2 separate regions of the Homo sapiens genome follow, and region 2 is linked to region 1. The links are chromatin loops, found by intact Hi-C in ENCODE. Cell type or tissue: CD4-positive, alpha-beta T cell. All regions are shown on one strand. Links, peaks and the distances in the headings refer to the core of each region. The heading gives the core; the rest is flanking DNA. Region 1 overlaps STX7 (syntaxin 7). Region 2 holds the start of ENPP3 (ectonucleotide pyrophosphatase/phosphodiesterase 3).

The links. A loop is a pair of places that touch in the nucleus more often than their neighbours do. Peaks named below come from ENCODE experiments on the same cell type or tissue, not always from the same donor. Only the 100,000 strongest peaks of a DNase experiment are listed, where the experiment ranks them.
Region 2: it touches region 1 in a loop (4-fold over the local background); 5 of 110 quality-filtered maps call a loop at or near these places.

Annotation. Positions count from the first base shown.
Region 1 is chr6:132,499,736-132,509,810 of GRCh38, reverse strand. It overlaps STX7 (syntaxin 7), which reads left to right. Exons shown (of 10, transcript NM_003569.3): 2 at 6,223-6,365. The coding sequence starts at 6,281. Among named protein-coding and RNA genes, the nearest start is that of STX7, 8.3 kb to the left of the region's middle. In CD4-positive, alpha-beta T cell, for the core only: no CTCF peak of the experiment used is centred there; no DNase peak of the experiment used is centred there.
Region 2 is chr6:131,630,001-131,640,075 of GRCh38, reverse strand. It overlaps ENPP3 (ectonucleotide pyrophosphatase/phosphodiesterase 3), which reads right to left and starts at 2,774. Exons shown (of 25, transcript NM_005021.5): 1 at 2,614-2,774. The coding sequence starts at 2,691. RefSeq lists a silencer at 4,046-4,135. In CD4-positive, alpha-beta T cell, for the core only: no CTCF peak of the experiment used is centred there; no DNase peak of the experiment used is centred there.

The DNA.
Region 1 (10,075 bases), core at 719-8,718:
TGTAGTTACCTATCCTGTCTGTCTATGCTTGTATATATATTTTTTAAAGACAACCATTTGGTTCCTTTCCTTTGTGTGTCTCATTATCAAAAGAGCCAACTGTTGTTGCCTTTTAGATACCACTTATTAGCAGAATAATAGAGAAAAGGAGTAAGCTATTCCTCTGTGTTACCTTGATCAACTCATGTAGTTATCCCAAACATATTCCTTCATCTTAGGAGTGGGAATAGCAAAACTTCATATGGGGCATGCAGAAAAGTGGTAAATTTGGTTTTTCTTTTGTCTTTTTTTATTTTATGTTATGTTATGTTATGTTATGTTATGTTATGTTATGTTATGTTATGTTATGTTATGTTATTTTGAGACGAGTCTCGCTCTGTCGCCGGGCTGGAGTGCAGTGGCGTGATCTTGGCTCACTGCAACCTCCGCCTCCTGGGTTCAAGCGATTGTCCTGCCTCAGCCTCCTGAGTAGCTGGCACTACAGGCGCATGCCACCACACCCAGTTAATTTTTTTAGTAGAGATGAGATTTCACCATGTTGGCCAGGATGGTCTCAATCTCTTGACCTTGTCATCTGCCTGTCTTGGCCTTCCAAAGTTCCGGGATTACAGGCGTGAGCCACCGCGCCCAGCCCAAATTTGGTTTTTCTAACTGAGTTCACCTGCCCTCAATTTTGTTATACAAGGAAGCAGTATGGCTTAGTGTTTAAAAAATGTCGGCTCTGTGGTTATTTTCAAATATTTGCTCCTTTGCTTATAATGATAATGAGGCATAATGATATGCCTCAGTTTCTTCATGTAAAAAAATCACATTAGCAATTATACCCACATGATAGGCTTATAAGAATTAACTGAGAAAATAAATTTAAAAGTCATAAGCACAATGCTTAGGAAATGTAAGTCCTGGATGAGTGTTGGCCATTGTTAACTTTGTTTTATTTTACACATCTTTCTTCTCTATCTTTTGCAAATTGCTTTTCATTCTTCACACATGATTCCTGGCTAGATACAGTGGCTCAAACCTGTAATCCCAGCACTTTGGGAGGCTGAGACTGGAGGATCGCATGAGCCCAGGAGTTCAAGACCAGTCTGGGCAACAAAGTGAGACCCCCATCTCTATAAAAAAATCAAAAAATTAGTGGGATGTGGTGGCAGGTGCCTGTGGACCCAGCTACTCGGGATGCTGAGATGGGAGGATTGCCTGAGCCTGGAAGTCAGGGCTGCAGTGAGTCGTAATCACACCACTGCACTCCAGCCTGGGTGCTCCTGTCTCAAACAACAACAACGCCAAACAAAGAAAAAGTAAAACAAAACTCATAATTCCAGTCAATCTAAGTAGCACCTCTTTGGGTGAATGAAGCCACTTGCCAATTGTCTCACCAGCAGGAACTTTCTCACATTTAGTAGCTTGAGGAAAGGGATGAAGAAAATTGATTGTGTTTGTGACTAAGTGATTGATTTTCCAGAGAGGAAAAAAGGTGGCCTTGAAAGAAAACAGTGAGAAGACTTGGGCTACACTGGTGTGAGTTTTAAGGGTAAGGAAAATGCTGTAGAATACTGTCCTTGACTTGATGGAACTCTTTATGGGAGAGAGAGTAGGCCTCAGGTGTGCTTGCATGGTTTTGAGACAGGTGATGAGTTTCTCTTGGTCTTGTGCTGATGCTGGTCCTGCAGCTGCAAGAACAGATCATAACTTTCCTCTGTGTAGGGTGGAAAAGCATTTGTTCTCTGGATGTGCATTATCTCATTTTGATTCTGGCAGTGGGCCCAAATGCTAAGTGTCTTGCCCAAAGTAGAAATTTCCAGTTGCTACTTCCATGGTGTGCCGCACAGGCAATGGCTGAGTTCTTGTAGCTTCACAGACATGTAGACACGAGAGAAAGCCAAGGGTACGAGCTGGAGACATGGATGTGCGACTCATTCAGGTATAGATTAAAATGGAACCATGTATATGGAGGAGCATCCCCAGAGATTACATGAATAACAAACTGAACATTTTTTCATTCAATGTGTTTGTTTTGGCTTGTAAGCCAGTTTTTCCAGAGATCTACTTGATAGAGGGAAAGGAGAAAGGAAGATGTCATTGAACCAAGAGAAAATTGTCTTTCTCCATACCTTGGAATATTATTTGGCAATAATGAAGGAATATTATTTGGCAATAATGAAGGAATGAAGGACTGATATATGATACAGCACAGATGGACTTTGGAAGCATACTAAGAGAAAGAAGCTAGTCTCGAAGAACACATTGTATGATTCCATTCCTATGAAATGTCCAGAATAGCAAAGCTATAAAGATACAAAGTAGATTAGTAGTCACCTTTGGCCAGTGAGGTTGGGGAGAAATGGAGAGCGATTGCTAATGATTACAAACTTTCCTTTTAGCGTAATAGAAATGTTCTAAAAGTGATGATTGTACAATGTTGTAAATATATTAAAAACCATTGGCTTGTGTACTTCAAGTAGGTGTATTGTATTGCCATATCTCAATAAATTATATCTCAATAAAGCCATTTTATTTATATAAATTTAAGGGGTGCACATGCAGTTTTGTTACATGGTTATATTGCATAGCGTGAAGTCTGGGCTTTTAGTGTAATCATCACCTGAATAATGTACATTGTACGCATTAAGTAATTTCTCATCCCTCACCCTCCCATCCTTTTGAGTCTCCAATGTCTTCTTATTCCACTCTCTGTCCATGTGTACACATTATTTAGGTTCCACTTACAAGTGAGAACATGCAGCATTTGACTTTTTTCTGAGTCATTTCACTTAAGATAATGGCCTCCAGTTCATCTGTGTTGCTGTGAAAGACATAACTTCAGTCTTTTTTAAGGTTGAATAGTATTCCATTGCATTTATATACACTACATTTTCTTTATCCATTCAGGAATGTTAATAGACACTTGATGGGCACTTAGGTTAATTCCAAATCTTTGTTCTTGTGAATATTGCTACAATAGACATATGAGTGCAGATTATCTTTTTGGTATAATGGTTTTTTTTTTCTTTTGGGTAGATACCCAGTAACGAGGTTACTGGATCAAATATTAATTCTATTTTTAGTTCTTTGATGACTTGCCATGCTGTTTTCTGTAGAGGTTGTACTACTTTACAGTCTCACCAACAGTGTGTGTGTTCCTGTTTCTCTGCATTCTTGCCAACATCTGTACTTGTTTGACTTTTTTTCTTTTTTTTCCGTTCAAGATGTGTTTGTGGATGAATTTTTAATAGCCATTCTGACTGTTGTGAGATGATGTCTCATTGTGGTATTAATTTGCATTTATCTGGTGCTTACTGATGTTAAACATTTTTCATGTGCTTCTTGGCCATTTGTATGTCTTCTTTTGAAAAATGTCTATTCATGTGCTTTGCCCCCTTTTTAATGGGGTTATTTGTGGGGTTTTTTGTTGAGTTGTTTGAGTTTCTTGTAAATTCTGGATATTAATCTCGTTGGATGTGTAGTTTGCAGATATTTTTCTCCCATTCTGCAGGTTGTCTGTTCATTCTGTTTATTATTTCTTTTGCTGTGCAAAAGCTTTTTAGTTTAATTAAATCTCATTTTGTCTGTTTTTTGTCTTGTTGCCTGTGCTTTTGAGGTCTTAGTCATAAATTCTTTTCCTAAACCAATGTCCAGAAGAGTTTTCCCTATATTTTCTTTTAGTATTTTAATCGTTTTAGGTATTACTTTTAAGTCTTTAATCCATCTTGAGTCGATTTTTTTTTTTATATGTTGACAGATAAGGGTCCAGTTTCACTCTTCCGCATGGGGCGATCCAATTTTCCCAGCACCATGTATTGAAAAGGGCGTCCTTTCCTCAGTGTATGTTTTTGTCAACTTTGTCAAAAAGATCAATTGACTGTAGATATGTGACTTTACTTCTGACTTCTCTATTCCATTCCATTGTTCTATGTGTCTGTTTTTATATGAATATCATGCTGTTTTAGTTACTATACCCTTTTAGTATAATTTGAGGTCAGGCAATGAGATGCCTCCAGCTTTGTTCTTTTTCTTAAAATTGCTTTGGCTATTCAAAACCTGTGTTTTTTTTTTTTTTTTTTTTTTTTTAAGTGACTTGGAGATGCATTTAAAATTGCATGGTTTCAAGGATGTTCCGGATGGTGTTGGTGTCATTGAATCCCCATGTCTACTCTTGTTCTGTCTGGGCCCAAGTCCAAGGCTACCTGGAAGGAAGTTTATTCCTGTCTCCCCACTGTAGTGGTCCAGCTGTCTGACTTTAGGTTTGAATTTACCCTTTAATGAAATTGCTTTTGGATCCATCTCTAGGATTTGGTGAGACCCAGAGAGCCCAGAATAGATCAGCTGTACCTGAGAGGGAAGTTGGAGAATATCTAAAAGCCACCAGGACTTTCAGCGTGGCCAGGCACATTCAAAGTGCACCAGAGTTCCAGGCATAGAACCAGTACTGTTCTAATGGTCTCAACAGTTCAGCTGTTGTACTTCCTGCCAACACTGTCCCTTAGAGCAAAGACACATACTTCACTGTGGCTTCTTCTCTACCAGAAATCTTCTGTGGCATTAGTTCTATGTGGTAGCAAGCATGGATAGCCTTGGCATCAGAACCCTGGGACTGAATCTCACCTCCACCTGTGGGTGGGTTGGGTTACCATTACTTAATCATAATAAGCCCGCTGTTTGCTCATCATTAAAACAAGAATAATGCCACTTAATTGAAGGAGGTTGTGAAAAAATTAGTCTGTGAAATACTTTTTGTGTCGCAGATGTGCGAGAAATGTTAGGCCATTCCTCTCTTTCCCTTTATGTTGTTTTCCCCTTGTCCCAGCTGTGAATCATCTGATCCAGGGTTGGCCAGGAACCTTCCCTTCCTTTTGTAAATACCATACTGCATGTGGCCTTTCCACGTGCTCTGGGTCTCTCCACCCCAGCCTTCACGTCCTTGCCTTTGTTGTTCTGCATACTGGTCATAACCAAGCATCCAAATCCTATGTTTCTATTTCATAAATTCTTTCCAGACAAGGATGATGGTCATTTTTTCTTTTTGTAGCCCTTCTCATTTTAGCCTAGCACGTGATCTTTTATGGATTTGTGGGGTTTTTTGTTGGTTTGCATTATTAACTTTATCCTTCCTCCTAAATGACAAACTTGATTTGAGCAGATACTGTGTCAGTGTGTTTTGTTTTGTTTGCATCTCCCAGGTGCTTAGTTTAATGCTGGGCATGTACCAGGCTCTTAGTAGAGAGCTAGCTTACAAATTGACCACCAACAATTTTGCAGTATTCCAGTGCATATTCATGGAAAAGATGGGGTGGCGGTAGTTGAAATTCTTTGCTGTGCGCAGTTCTGTATGCAGGGACATTCCTTTTCAACCTTCTTTCCAAACCCTGATTGGAGTGGTGTGGATTGAAGAGGTAGAGAATGTCATCTCACCTGCCTCCTGTGGCAGTATCTCAGTGTCTCTTCTATTCTGAGATGCTGGCTGCTGAAAGGGGAGAGTCATTCGTTCTCCTTCCTCTGTCAGGAAGGTTTGATAAACATTTTATATGACATTTGCTTCGCAGTAGTTGGCTCTGCTATTTCAGATTTAACCTTTTCCATTAAAATTAGAGCCCTATTAATCATACATTCCTGAGCAGGTCCTGTGTGTGTGTTAAATTAGATATTAAGGTTGGTACAAAAGTAATTGCCATTTTTACCATTACTTTTAATGGCAAAAACCACAATTAAAAGTAATGGTAAAAACTGCAATTACTTTTGCACAACCTAATACAGTGAAATTTCTGGGGATAGCCTGAAGTCTGTGTTCCATTTAATAAATATTTAAATGCCTGTTTGTGCTAAGAGTTGTTTTAAATATTGGAGAAAGATAAATAAGCATGTGGGCCCTGCCTTATAATTGTTTGGAGTTTAGTTAAGGAAAAAATATGTAAACAACTAAAATTATATACAGGTAAGGGATTTAATAATTTTTCTTGAAGAGATCAAAGACGTTTTCAAAGGAAATATGCAATTTGAACCTTATTTTAATTGTTTGATGTGTTTAACATGACTCTGTCCTTTGAAGTCCAGTTTTTTTTTTTTTAGTAGACATGAGAGTTTTGCTATTTGATGTGTCACTTTGCCAGATTTCAACTCTATTAGATTAATCAAGTTTGTCCTTGTAACTTCACAGATTGTTAATTTGGAAAATGTAAGCCAGTAACTTAAAAAATATATCTGTGTGACTTTTATATTATTTAGGTGACTGCTTAGAAAACTGCACAGCATCTGATGAAATTAGCGAATAAGAACATCAACCATGTCTTACACTCCAGGAGTTGGTGGTGACCCCGCCCAGTTGGCCCAGAGGATCTCTTCTAACATCCAGAAGATCACACAGTGTTGTGAGTTGAGTTTTAAATGGACTTCACTATTTGTATCCACTCTTAACTGAACTTGGTGGAGGTTCATAAAAGGACAACTCTGCTGATTGAGAGAGGGAGGAGCATTCCTCTAACAACAGGTTTTAAAGGGCTCGAACTCTTTAGAATGAATGCAAGAGAATTATATTTGAGATAACACTTACTGCATTTTTCTATAGGAAGTCAGGGCCAGGCACATAATACATTATTTCATTAAATAAAATAAAGATTTAAAAGGATAATGGATTCTTATATCTGCTTTAAAGCTATCTGGTTCTAGATGAGATGATGAGACCTGATGACTCAGTCTCATAGGTTTGGAACCAGGTAGCACTACCAAGGGCTTAAGGAACATAAAGTTTATTAAAAATAAAATCTGACTGGATATGGATTAGGTTAATCTTATGATGGGCAAGTATGTGGTACCTTATTAAGGAGCAAGAGGAACTAAGGAGAGGACGTTTTAATCTATTGAGGAAGGTATTTTAGAAAATCAGACCTGCATTCCCCACATATTCTTTTTTTTTTTTAGAGACAGCCTCACTCTGTCGCCCAGGCTGGAGTGCAGTGGTACGATCTTGGCTCACTGCAAGCTCCGCCTCCCAGGTTCACACCATTCTCCTGCCTCAGCCTCCCCAGTAGCTGGGACTACAGGCGCCCGCCACCACGCCCGGCTAATTTTTTGTATTTTTAGTAGAGACGGGGTTTCACCGTGTTAGCCAGGATGGTCTCGATCTCCTGACTTCGTGATCCTCCCGCCTCAGCCTCCTAAAGTGCTGGGATTACAGGCGTGAGCCACCGCGCCCGGCCAAATTATTCTTTGCTATACTTGTCAGAGATAGATTACCAGTAGACTGATGCAGTGTGGCACTTCATTCGGAAGTATTCATCGTCAGGATATGTATTAAAAAAATCATTATAGCAGATTTGAGTGGATAGGTTTTTATTTTTTTATTTTTTTTTACTTTTTTTTGTTTGTAAATTATGGTTAATCAGATACCTTGGGTGATTCTAGTCTTGCTCTCAGGGTTTGGCCCTCGGGGCATTACCTGAACTCTTTCATCCTTCGGAGTATGTTAATATAGTTTTATTCTTCAGCCTAGTTCCTTACAAGGCTATTCTTTTTAACAGAATGTTAACACATTGCAGAAATAGTGTTTTCAAATGACCATACTCTGTTTCTTTATCTAATCATTAACTCCTCAACAGCTGTTCCTCTACCTGAATTATTTAAATGAGATGCTAGTGTGTTTTAGGAGCAAAGAGAATAAAACTAGACTCTAAAAAGGTGCTGCTGTGCACAGTGGTATAAAATAACCCTTATTCTGATTTGGGGTGATTTCTGGGTTTTTTACCTATTTCTGGAAGAACAAGGAAGTGCACAGTGCCAGGCACCACGTTGTCCACAGCAGGGACTGTAGGAATGGTACATTGAGAACTGCTGCAGTTTGTCACAGGCCACCGGCGTTGGCTCTGCTTTGCTCCTCTGGCATCAGATCTGTTCTGATGGTGGCCACAGAAGAGCCTCTTTCCTTTTCTTTTTTTTTTTTAATGGCTCCCTTGCTGCTGGTTAGAAATAGCACTGGTCTGCCCCAAGTGTATCTGGCTACCTGTGCAAAAATTAAGGAAGTTTATAATTCTAATTACATATGTGGAAAATTAGGACCTTTATGCAAGAAAGGAGGCCAAGAGGCCTTTCTCCAAAGAAGAGGATAAGCATCCTGTGTTGGGAAAGCTAAACAGTGTTAGGAATTGAGGATGAGGAATGACTGTCCTGTACTGAGATTGTAGAAGTAGCAAGCAGTAGGTAGTATGAAAGATACATGGATTGAAGATTGTGTGTGAACATGAACTGGAAGGAGAAAAGAGTTGACTTAAATCAGGCCATGTTCCCTAAGAAAGAGATCAGTTGATCCAGAGGATGAGAAGTGACAGATTGGGCCAGAGTTGAATATTTATGGCAGGTTGGTAGCTAAGTGTGCGAGTACATCCGGGGCAGTATTGGATCATGTGAAGGTCTGGCTATGATACTCCACAGTCTATGTGAAGAGCTGTTAAGAAGACTGGGACTGTTGGCAGGGCATGGTGGCTCACACCTGTAATCCCAGCACTTTGGGAGGCCGAGGCAGGCAGATCACGGGAGGTCAGGAGTTCGAGACCAGCCTGACCAACATGGAGAAACCCTGTCTCTACTAAAAATACAAAATTAGCTGGGCCTGTTGTGGCATATGCCTGTAATCCCAGCTACTTGGGAGGCAGAGGCAGGGGAATCGCTTGAACCTGGGAGGCGGAGGTTGCAGTGATCACGCCATTGAACTCCAGCCTGGGCAACAAGAGCAAAACTCCATTTCAAAAAAAAAAAAAAGACAGGGACTGTTCATGCAGGTGAAGGTACAGTCACCATCTGCAGATGTTTGAATCACTGTCATATGTGAAACAGAAGCCATATGTCCTGCATGAACATAGGGGCCTCCACAAATGTACGGAAGCTACAGGTAGTCAGATTTCACCTTGAGAAGGAGGAAGGGCTTTTGAATAATCCAAGTTGTTAAGGTAGAATTGCCTCCCTCAGGAGGAATGAGATTCCTTATCAGTGACCAGAAAAAGGATGGTCAGATATTTCTCAGACTTATTAATAAGAATTTTAAACATAGGAATAATGGTTCAGACTAAGAGGGTTTTAATTTTGATATTCTATTGTGATTCATTCAACAAATAATTTTTGGGATACATAGTACTTGCTAGATACTGTTCCAAACTGTAGGAATGTAGCAGTAAACAATCTATAAGGTCCTGCTCTCATTGTAGTTTACAGTGTAGTAAGGAGAAATAATGAGCAACTTAACTTTCTGTAAAGAAAATATAGTGAAAGTGAGGTGAGAGCAAGTGACTGGGGAAGCTACCTTTACTTTAGATGGTCTTTGAATGAGGATGAGGAGGGACTGGTAGTGAGAAGATTCAGAGAAAGGGCATTTCAGACAGAAGGAATAACTAGCATTAAAAATTCAAAAGCAGACCTGGGCTTGAAATACTCAGAAAATAGGGAAAAGGGAAAAAGCTAGTGTGGCTGAAGCACAGCATCTGGGGCAAGAGTGCCAGGAGATGAAACCAGAGGGGTCTGGCGGGTCAGCTGGGGCCTTGCAGGTGGTTCAGGAAGTTTAGATTTCATTTTAAGAGGCAGTGGAAATCACTGGAGGCATTTAAGCAGAGGAGAGACATAATCAGATCTACACTGTGAAAAAATTACTTTGGCTGCTGCTTAGAAAATAGACATTGAGGGAATAGCAGGGAGGTATGCTGGTCATCACAGAGGTCTGGGGAGAGCTCGGATGCTGGCTTGCACCAGGGTGATGGCAGTGGGGATGGAGAGAAGCAATGAGTGTGTTTTGGAGGTAGAGCCAGCGGGACTTGCTGATGCATGTGGGTAGGGATGGTAGAGGAAGGAAGGAGTTAAAGATGACTCCATAGTTTTTGCATTGAGCAACCGACTAGGTGGTGGCAAGTGTGTACTGAAACGGGAGGGACTACAGTTCAGGACAAGTAGGGGAGAGTTTTGTTTTGACTAAGTATATTTTGAGATATCATTTAGATATCTAAGTGGAGATATCAAACATCTACTTTAGATACAGGAATTTGGAAGTCAGAGTGTCCTCAGAGTATAAATGGTATTTAAAACCATAGGTGTAAAGTAA
Region 2 (10,075 bases), core at 1,425-9,424, 870 kb after region 1:
GTTTCTTCATAATTTTTGTATTTGTTCCATATATTTGTGGCTTGTTTTCTACATTATTCTGTGAGCTCCTTGAGAGTAAAAGGCTTATTTATTTATTATTATTATTATTATTTAGAGTTGGAGGTCTCACTATGTTGACCAGGCTGGTATGGAACTCCTGGCCTCAAGAGCTCCTCTTATCTCGGCCTCCTAAAGTGCTGGGATTATAGGCACTAGCCACTGTGCCCCGCCTAAGAAGTTTATTTTTAAGCCTTTATAATCATTTACTATAAATATGTAATTCCAAAAAAGCTTCTTGATATTGGGGTGCACATGTATCTTAAACTATGTTACACTGTGCACAAAGTGGGGAGAATACTCTGAACATCAAAAACTGCTGAGAGCACATCATTTGGCTTTAACTGGGCTAAACAAAGAGTGCTAGAAACACAGCAGATACCTTCAAAATGTTTAAGTGAAACTTTAGTAAAAGTTTGAAGACATCAGGGTACTTTTGAAACAATGATTTAAAAATATTGAACTTCATTATATATACTCAAAAACCACTAGAGAGATACAAAGAAGGGAAATTAATGATGCACAAATTTTGCTGTGGAAGATTTTATAATTTCCTGAATTGATAAGCTAGGATAAATATAATAAACATGCTTGAAGTCCCAGCTACTCGGGAGGCTGAGATGGGAAGATCATTTGAGCCAAAGTTGGAGCCTGAGTTGCTGCAGCAAGCCATGATCATGCCACTGTCTTCCAGCCTGGGCAACAGAGCGAGAACATGTCTCCAAAAAAAAGAGAGAGAGAAAAAAAAAAAAATATATATATATATATATATTAGCATAAGAGCTATAAAGAGCACTCTGAAATTGAAATTCTCAGAAGGATAAAGAATAAATGGAATATATTGAGGATTTACTTTGTTACTAGGCTTAATACTTACACACATTGTTTTACATTATTTTATTTACTTCTTGAAACAATTCTGGAGAGACAGAGAATAGCGGTGACCTTAAAATATGGGATATAGGGAAAAGCTGCGGCAAGATTGGTGTGAAAAAATAATGCAATTAGTTTTGGTGTAAGGTACTGAGTCAGGAGTCAGGAAGCAGGCATTTGAAACAGGCTAGTGCACTGGGGCACACACATAGTCCCCAGCTACTCAAGAGGCTGAATGAGAGGATCACTTGAGCCCAGGGTTCAAGACCAGCCTGGGCAACATAGCGAGACCCAGTCTCTAAAAATACACATATTACCAAAATAATAAAATTAAAAAAAAAAAGAAATTGTGTGACAGAGGCTGGGCAAAAAGTCAGAGCTGGTGGATTACTTGGAATTCTTGGCTGAGGAAAACACTAGAGGCCAGGTGCAGTGGTTCATGCCTGTAGTCCCAGCACTTTGGGAGGCCGAGGCAGGTAGATCACTTGATCCAGGAGTTTGAGACCAGCCTGGGCAACATGGTGAAACCCAGTCTCTACAAAAAAAAGAAAAGAAAGAAAAAAACTCACAAAAACTTAGCTGAGCCTTGTGGCATGTGCCTGTGGTCCAAGCTACTCAGGAGGCTGAGGCAGGAGGATCACTTGAGCCTGGGAAACAGAGGTTGTGGTGAGGTGAGATCCCAAAGGAGAGAGACCCTGTCTCAAAAATAAAATTAAAATTAAAAAGACTATTAGAGAACATGAGATTTCTTAAGAGATCTTAGATAGGGTTTAGTGAAGCTTGTGTTGTAATTTTCATGAGAATAAAGATAAATTGTTGGCTAAGAATGCAGATAAGGAAAAAAGTCATAAAATGAAAATGTCAATGTCATGGTAGAAGCAAGGGGAGAGAATAATTCAGAATGAGAAAGTACCAGGAAGTTATTGTTGTTATGAACACTCAAGTGGATGAAGGACGAGGAGGACTGACTTTTGAGTCAGGGACTCAGTACAGTAGAAACAAAGCCAGAGCACAAAGGAATGGTTGGGGGCTGAGAAAACTGAAGCAATGAAATGAGCCCTCTTTACCCCAAAAGTTTGATGGCAAAGGGAAAAGAGAGAGTAATAAAATCAAGGAAATGGATAAGCGTATTTCTGGAGTAAAAAGAAAAAGAAAAAAATTTAAAATTAAAAAAAAGAAAAAAGAAAATAAAATCAAGGAAAATTTATTTGGGGGGTGAGGGGGGGTGGCAGATCTTACCACATGAAATGACAAGAGAGAGAAAATAGGCAAAAGAGACTATCTCTAGGAGTGAAGTAAAATAGGATACAATTGTTGGTTCAGCAAATAATAGGGTACAATGATTTTAATTTCTCACTTTCTTGTCTTAAAATACTCATGCAATAAAAAAGTGATTGAGAGGTAGTTATAATCATGCAAAAAATCAGCGCCACAAAGCGTTCTGTCATGGATTCCAACTTTTGAGTTTAACGTAATGTTAACTTGTTGTTACTCAAATTTCTTACGTGTAAAATATGATTTAAGATATTAATTTGCATTAGAGTTTTCATAAGGGATAATACTGAATACAGTTACTTAAAAGTTTACATTTTAATAGCAACACAAAGAAATGTAAATGGGAAATCATATACTTTTAACATTTGTCACAAAACTAGAAAGACTAAAAATAAGAATTGTACTTACAATGCAAGCTATTTTATATTTCTTAAGAGTGTTCTTCTTAACAGGTTGTTCCGTTGCTAAAGTCAACGTAGATTCCATTGTCCTGGTAGCTGCATAGACCTGTTTTATCAGAATAAATTAGTGCTCCTTCTTTAGTCTAGTCTGGCAAAGAGAAACTGTATGAGTTACATAGCTGTGCCTGACTTTTAACTGTTTAGGAAGATCACAGCTCTTCAGTGATTGGGCAATCTGGAGAGAGGAAAAAATGTTGTAATAAGAATCGTGTGAAAAGATTAAAGTTCATTTCTAGTATATTGCAGACAACTGCTCCTTTTTTCCTTATAACTTTTACTAAATACTAGTCAAGACATATATAACAAGAATAACACAATCATCAAATTTTAATGCAATCCGATCTTCTGTTTTCTTTAAAAATAACCCCGAACAAAAAGCCTTGTCACAGAAATTTCAGACTTTCCGCTTTTCTATAAACTTCATAGCAGCTGAAAATCAACATAGCAAAACATGTGCTTTGACAACAGTAGAAATTCTGAAACTCTGCTGAACCAATATAAAGTACTTAGTTCTGTGATAATTATATCTTGCTTTTTACAGTGTTCACAATTTGACAAGTTTTTATACACATTAGCTCAAGTCAAACTTAAAAATATCCCTTATAAACATTTTATTCTTGTTTTTAGATGAGCAAATTAAGGCTCTGATTATTTAAATTAAGTTATTATATATGACTTATTGCTCAAAATTATTTACTAGGTGCCAGAACTAGAACTGATACCCAAGACTTCTAACTCCCCAAATCCAAGCAATTTTCACTAATCAATTTAAATTCACTATTTTCTTATGTATCTAGACTGGTGCATCCTAGCATGTGTACTCCATGCTGAAAAGGGGTTACAGTTTGGTGATGAAAGAAGCTAAATTAATAATAGTGTTGGTCAAAGAGAATTTTAGCAAATAGTGGATGCTAAACTCTTCTAGTTTCAGTGACCCTAAGGCAGTGATTCTCAAAGTTTGGTTCCATGGAACATGAGTTCTATGACAACCCCCTTGGTTAAATAAAGCTTGAATACTCCTCTAATGAAAAGATTATCAAAATCCTGTAGACTGCAGTACACCCTTTGGAAAACACTACTCTAACTAACTAAACTCTTCCAACCCTAAAAGCAGTGAGAAAAAAAATATGAAAAGAATGTATTCTAATATAAATACAATGACTGCATCACTACTCTAACTAAACATGTCTAAATCATAGAATTTAGACACTATTTCTGAAAATCAGGGGGAAGAGGATTGCTTGAGTCCAGGAATTTGAGACCAGCCGGGGCAACATAGGGAGACTCTGTCTCTATAACAACAACAACAAAAATTAGCCAGGCATGGTGGTGCATGCCAATAGTCCCAGCTACTGGAGAGGTTGAGGTGTGAGGATCCCTTGAGGCCAGAGTTTGAGGCTGCAGTGAGCCATGACAGATACACAAACAAGCAGAGACAGATTTCAGACAAAGACAAGAGAGGGGGTGCACTCGGGCAGAACAGACTCAAAACCCACTCAAAACCTGATCTTAACCAAATGCAAAGCAGGTGTATAAGCGAGCCCTATTGCTTCCCTGGCAGTACCAGGCAAATGGCTTAACAAGCCCAGATGGGAAAATAATAGGCTCCTGGCATAAATCTGGTTTTACCCTTTGAGCGCGTCCACCCCGATCTCCGTTATTCCCCAGTAGGGAGAGGGACGTGTGGTTTTGCACATGGGATAGCCCTGGGGAGAGTCTCCAGGAAAACCTCACCCGGCAGCTGCTGGGAATCTCCCGAAGACTGTCTTGTCACAAGGAGTGTGAGTATTCCTTCGTTATCTTGTCATGCTTCAAGGCCCAGGAAGGCCTGGGAAAGAGTCTTGGTGGGCCTTTGTTACTTGTTCTGGACTTTGTGTAAGGGCACTGGCTCTCTCAGCCTTTAATATTTAACCTAACCATTCAGTCAGTGCTGAAACAGTTATTATGGAGGCCTGCCTGTTTGTGAGACCTGGCCTGCCACATGATCACCCCACTGCACTCCAGCCTGGGCAACAAGAGTGAGATCCTGTCTCAAAAGTATAAAAAAATGAAAAAATAAAAATAAATAAAATATAAATCTGCAGCATGAGAGCCACGTTTCCTTTTCTGGCGTTATGGGTTTGTGCTCATCTTTTCCATCACTCCCTTGGTCCAGTATACCCCCACTTCACCAATTCCACCTATATCCCTAACCAGCAAAAGTATCAGCATTAGTTGTTGGTACAGAAGGAATTCATTTTAGAACTAGAAGATGCCATAAAGACAACCAAATCCAGGTTCTTGCAGATTTCTTTCCAGGAATCACATGGAGTATTATGTGCTTAAAAACCAGAATAAAAAAAAATTTGAATAATTTGGGCACCTGACTCTCCACACTGGATGAACTTAGAAGTACTCAGAGAAGTATTTTTTTTTAAGTTTTTATTTTTCTAATTCTGAAGCCCAGGCTCCACTTCAGTTTAATGATCTTCTGTAGTTTTGGCTAAGGCAGCAGTATTTTTAAAATATCCCGGCCGGGAGTGGTGGCTCACACCTGTAATCCCAGCACTTTGAAAGGCTTGGAAGGCTGAGACGGGCGGATTACCTGAGTCAGGAGTTCCAGACCAGCCTAGTCAACATGGTGAAACTCCATGTCTACTAAAAATACAAAAATTAGCCAGGCATGGTGGCTCACACCTATAACCCCAGAATTTAGAAGGCTGAGACAGGTGGATCACCTGGGGTCAGGAGTTTGAGACCAGCCTGGCCAACATGGTGAATCCCCATCTCTACTAAAAATACAAAAATTAGCTGGCCATGGTGGCAGGTGCCTCTAATCTCAGGTACTTGGGAGGCCGAAGCTTGAGAATCGCTTGCGCCTGGGAGGCAGAGGTTGTGGTGATCCAAGATCATGCCACTGCATTCCAGCCTGGGCAACAAAGTGAGACTGTCTCAAAATAAACAAACAAACAAACAAACAAATAAATAAATAAATATCCCTCTTAGTGATTTGATATGCAGCCCAGAGCAGTCTAAACACTTTACATTCAAATTCTTTTCTGCAAACATCCTGTCATTATTCTAATCAGACTTTTGGATTTTACAGATAAGGTCGGAGGACCACCAAAGGGACTTGGTCACTTACGCACAATTCTTTTAGTGATATCTCAGAAGTGAAATACCACCAGGTTCCTTCTTCAAAGTATTTTGCTGTTGAATCATTATGATTTTTTAAAAACAAAGACCAAACCTATGTCATAATTTGTCTCAAATTTAGGGGATTCCTAGGATCTATGGCTTTTATCTAATCATTTGTTATGTGCCTTCCATTTTTATGGGTTTCTGGGTTCTGATTGCCTACTTGCACTCATAGCAGTGCACTGACTCTGCCTTACCTCTAGTTGCTGGGGATCCTACTTTTCCTTCCTGCTGTGATGATTGGCTGTGTGTGTCAATTTGGCTAGGCCATATTATCCTGTTATTTAATCAGACGCTAATCTAGGGTGATGTTGTGATATTTTGTAGATATGGTAACAACTATAATTAATTGACTTTAAAAAAGGAAATTGTCTTCAATAATGTGAGAGCGCGCCTCATCCAATCAGTTGAAGTCCTTACGAGCAAAAACAGGCTTACCAGAGAAAAAATTCACTCCTAAAACAGCAGCATTAGCCTGAGTTGCCGGCCTGCCCGGTCCTACATATTTTGGACATTCCCCACTGCCACAATCAGGTGAGCCTGGGCTTCAGAATTAGAAAAATTAAAAATTAGTGAGGTATTCCCCCAACTTCATGAATTCCACCTATAGGCCTAACCAGCGAAAGCATCAGCATTAGTTGTTGAGCTTAACCTCATTCTTTCAATGTAGGCAAAAGTCCAATGAACTATCCATTGTGCCACAGAGCCTGCTCTTAACCTGGTTCTGACACTCCAATTGCCCTTTCAGATGCTTCTTCCTGGTATTCTCCAAAATGTAACTTGATTCTATACCAGTTTTGTATACCAAGTATATTAGTCCGTTTCCGCAGTGCTATAAAGAACTACCTGAGACTGGGTGATTTATAAAGAAAAGAGCTTCAATTGACTCACAGTTCCACATGGCTGGGGAGGCCTCAGGAAACTTACAATCATGGTGGAAAGCAAAGGAGAAGTAAGAACCTTCTTCACGTGGTGGCGGGAGAAAGAAGAGAATGTGTGCATAGGAGGTACCGTCAAACACTTATAAAACCATCAGATCTCGTGAAAATTCACTATTATGAGAACAGTATGGGGGATACCACCCCCAGAATCCAATCACTTCCCTCCCTCAACATGTGGAGACTACAATTCAAGATGAGATTTGGGTGGGGACACAAAGCCTAACCATATCACCAACATACTACTGACTCTTACTCTGTATCTTTACTAAGTGATTCCTTATGTTCTACACTGCCAGAATTTCACTTCTCTCTTCCTTCATCCTCATCCCTCATCCCTTTTCTCTTTTTTTAATTAAAAAAATTGTGGGTACATAGTGAGTATATCCCTATCCCCTTTCAACCCTGAAAAACACACAAAAAAATCCTAGGTGGGGAAGTCAGGGGGCCTCTGATAAAGGCTTAGCTTGTAAGTGACTGTCTGTGTTACAAATTAAGTGATTCTGGACATTGAATTCTTCATTTTTAAGAATTATCAGAGATTATTAGATTATCTCTAAGTCACTAAATTTTGGATATGATAATAGGGACACATCCTAGTCCTTCAGGTCCTAAGATGAATAAACCTCAAGGAATCTACCTATGTATAATACAAGTAGGTATAGTGAAGATGGTTGGCATTGCCAAGTTGCTAGCCATATTTTTGGCTATAACAATTTCTCTAACTGAACTCTAAACCCCAACCTCTTTTGAGTCTTTCAAGTTCTAGAAACTTATTCCTGGCTGGATGCAGTGGCTCACACCTGTAATCCCAGCACTTTGGGAGGCTGAGGCAGGAGGATCACTTATGTCAGTTTAAGACCCACCAGGGCAACATAGTGAGACCCTGTCTCTACAAAAAATGAAAAATAAAAAATTATCCAGGAGTTATGGTGCATGCCTGTAGTCCTAGCTACTCGGGAGGCTGAGGTGGGAGAATATGGGGAGGATTGCTTGAGCCCAGGAGTTTGGGGCTGTAGTGAGCTATGATGGCACCACTGCATTCCAGCATGAGCAGCAGAGTAAGACCATCATCTCAAAAAAGAAAGAAAAAAAGAAAGAAAGAAACTTAACAGTTCACCTGATCAATAGACACAAGCCAAAACCACACCTTCCATGCAAGTTAGACTTTGGAATAGACTGCCTGTGTCACTTAAATCTGAACCTACACTTTCTAAGTTAACTGGACCTTGAAAGTTTGCCTATTCTTTTCTTCTTTAACTTTAGAACAATCTGTACCTTCTCTTCTTTTCTTCTTCAACTTCAGAACAACCTGTACCTTCTTGGTTCTGAAACTTTACTCTGAACATTAAAATGTTCAGAGTAATTTGTAAGTAAGTTAATGGCTTAGAACGCTTGCATTCTGAGAGGCAGCTACCATTACATCACCCATCAATGTAAACCGTAAACATTCCTCATGTTACAGAAGGTCTCAGTGTCCACAGAATTCTGGCAACAAATGGGTTGTTGTTGTCTCAGAAAAGCCCTAGGGGCCTGCCAACATCAACTTCTTTGTCTCAGGAACCTGCCCTTCCTGGTTCCAGTGCTAGATCTTGGGTGATAGGTGGACAAGCTAGACTGGGAGAGCCCAGAGAAACTAATCGCACTGAGGAGGGTGGTAGAGGTGAGGCGGATGCTAGGCTCAGGTCCAACAGCAAAAGGAAGAAGGAGTCCACAAAGGAAGGGAGACCTCACATAATAACATAATGCCAGAGATAGATGGGCAGGTGACTAACTTCAGGGAGGGCCAGTCATGAGGAAAAAGCAGAAAAACCTACAAGGAGATTGACAAGCACACAAAGCAATCAGAAAGCTAACCAGGTAGGCAGTTGGTATAGGAAGGACAGAAGCTAATCCTCAGCAAGTGGAGATCCAACACTGAAGCTGAATTGAGAACTGGCTGTCTTGGTGAGACTGATGTCAGCAGTGCCAAACCAGGTCTGAGAGGCAATGGTACACACCAGGAGACAAAGCAGACACCCAGCATGGAATAGAGAGCCCAGCTCTAGTCCTCCAAACAATGACTATGGCAAAGTAGAATCAATGGTCACAGTTTGATACCGCTGTTTGCCAGTACCTATGTGTGTGAAAAGATATTTTCTGACTAAATAAGTAAAAATCTCATTACTGATCAGCACAATGAACATCTATAATCAATTTGGAGATGAGAAACCTGATGTGATGACTCCTGTGGTGTAGCAATTGTTTTCTACTGAACGATCAGCATTCCTAAGGTTGTCTCTGGTTCATGGAAGACTGTTTCTCTTACTTTGTCTCAAGTACAGAAATATTCCCTAGTAGTGTTAGATTTCTAGGAGCCCTTTCTTGTTCATTTTGAAACTCAGAAATCTTTGGATTTCCAAACATTTTCCAGGTTTTCATAGGCTCTTCTCATTTTTAGTGTACTCATGAGGGCCTCATTTATGACTCAAATTCTAGAGATGTCTCCAGAAGAGACATTATAAAACAACCATGCTGCCTGGGCTCTCCGAGGTAGAGCTCAGTGTCACAGTGCTCCCACGGTGCCCATCCATGAAGCAGAAGGTACAGGCCACGTACTGTTTACATCTCTGAAACCTGGCATGAACCAAGTTATTTCCCCAAACCTTTAAACTCCTCTCTGCCGTGTCAACTCCGTGGTGGCAGGAACTAGGTCAGTTTGAGCTTACAGTCTTGTTCTAGTGTCTAGCACAGTGGCCAACACCTAGAAGACATTCAATGAACACTTGCTGAATAAATTTTGTAACGGTTTCAGAAATAACATTAGAAGTATAAGCTACCACATACATAAATGTCCAGTGAACCCAACTGTTATAAATTATAATAACTTTACTAGGTATAACTTTGTAGGTGTTCCAAATCTTTCTCTACATCCAGCATTCCAGAAATAGCTATTACCTCAGAGGAAGTCTTGTCCATAAAATAAAGGCACTTCAGATGTTTTTATTCTACCCAAAGTAATGAATAATGACTGAGCACCACCAAGTACCAGACTTTATGCCAGGTGTTAGGAAATGCAGGCATGTTTAATTTCTGTATCTACTCTAAAGAGCTTTAGTCTAGTTGAAGAAGTAGACATTTTAAACCATAATATAGTGTAATCTGTGCAATACTAGTAGTGCTAATAAAGTGCCAGGAGGAAAGAGGAAGAAATACAAATTTTTCTACAGAAAGGGATTTAGAAAGATATCTACGTGAGTTTGCTCAGACTGCTGTGAATAGCATACTATAAACTGGGGTGATTCGAGTCTCAGC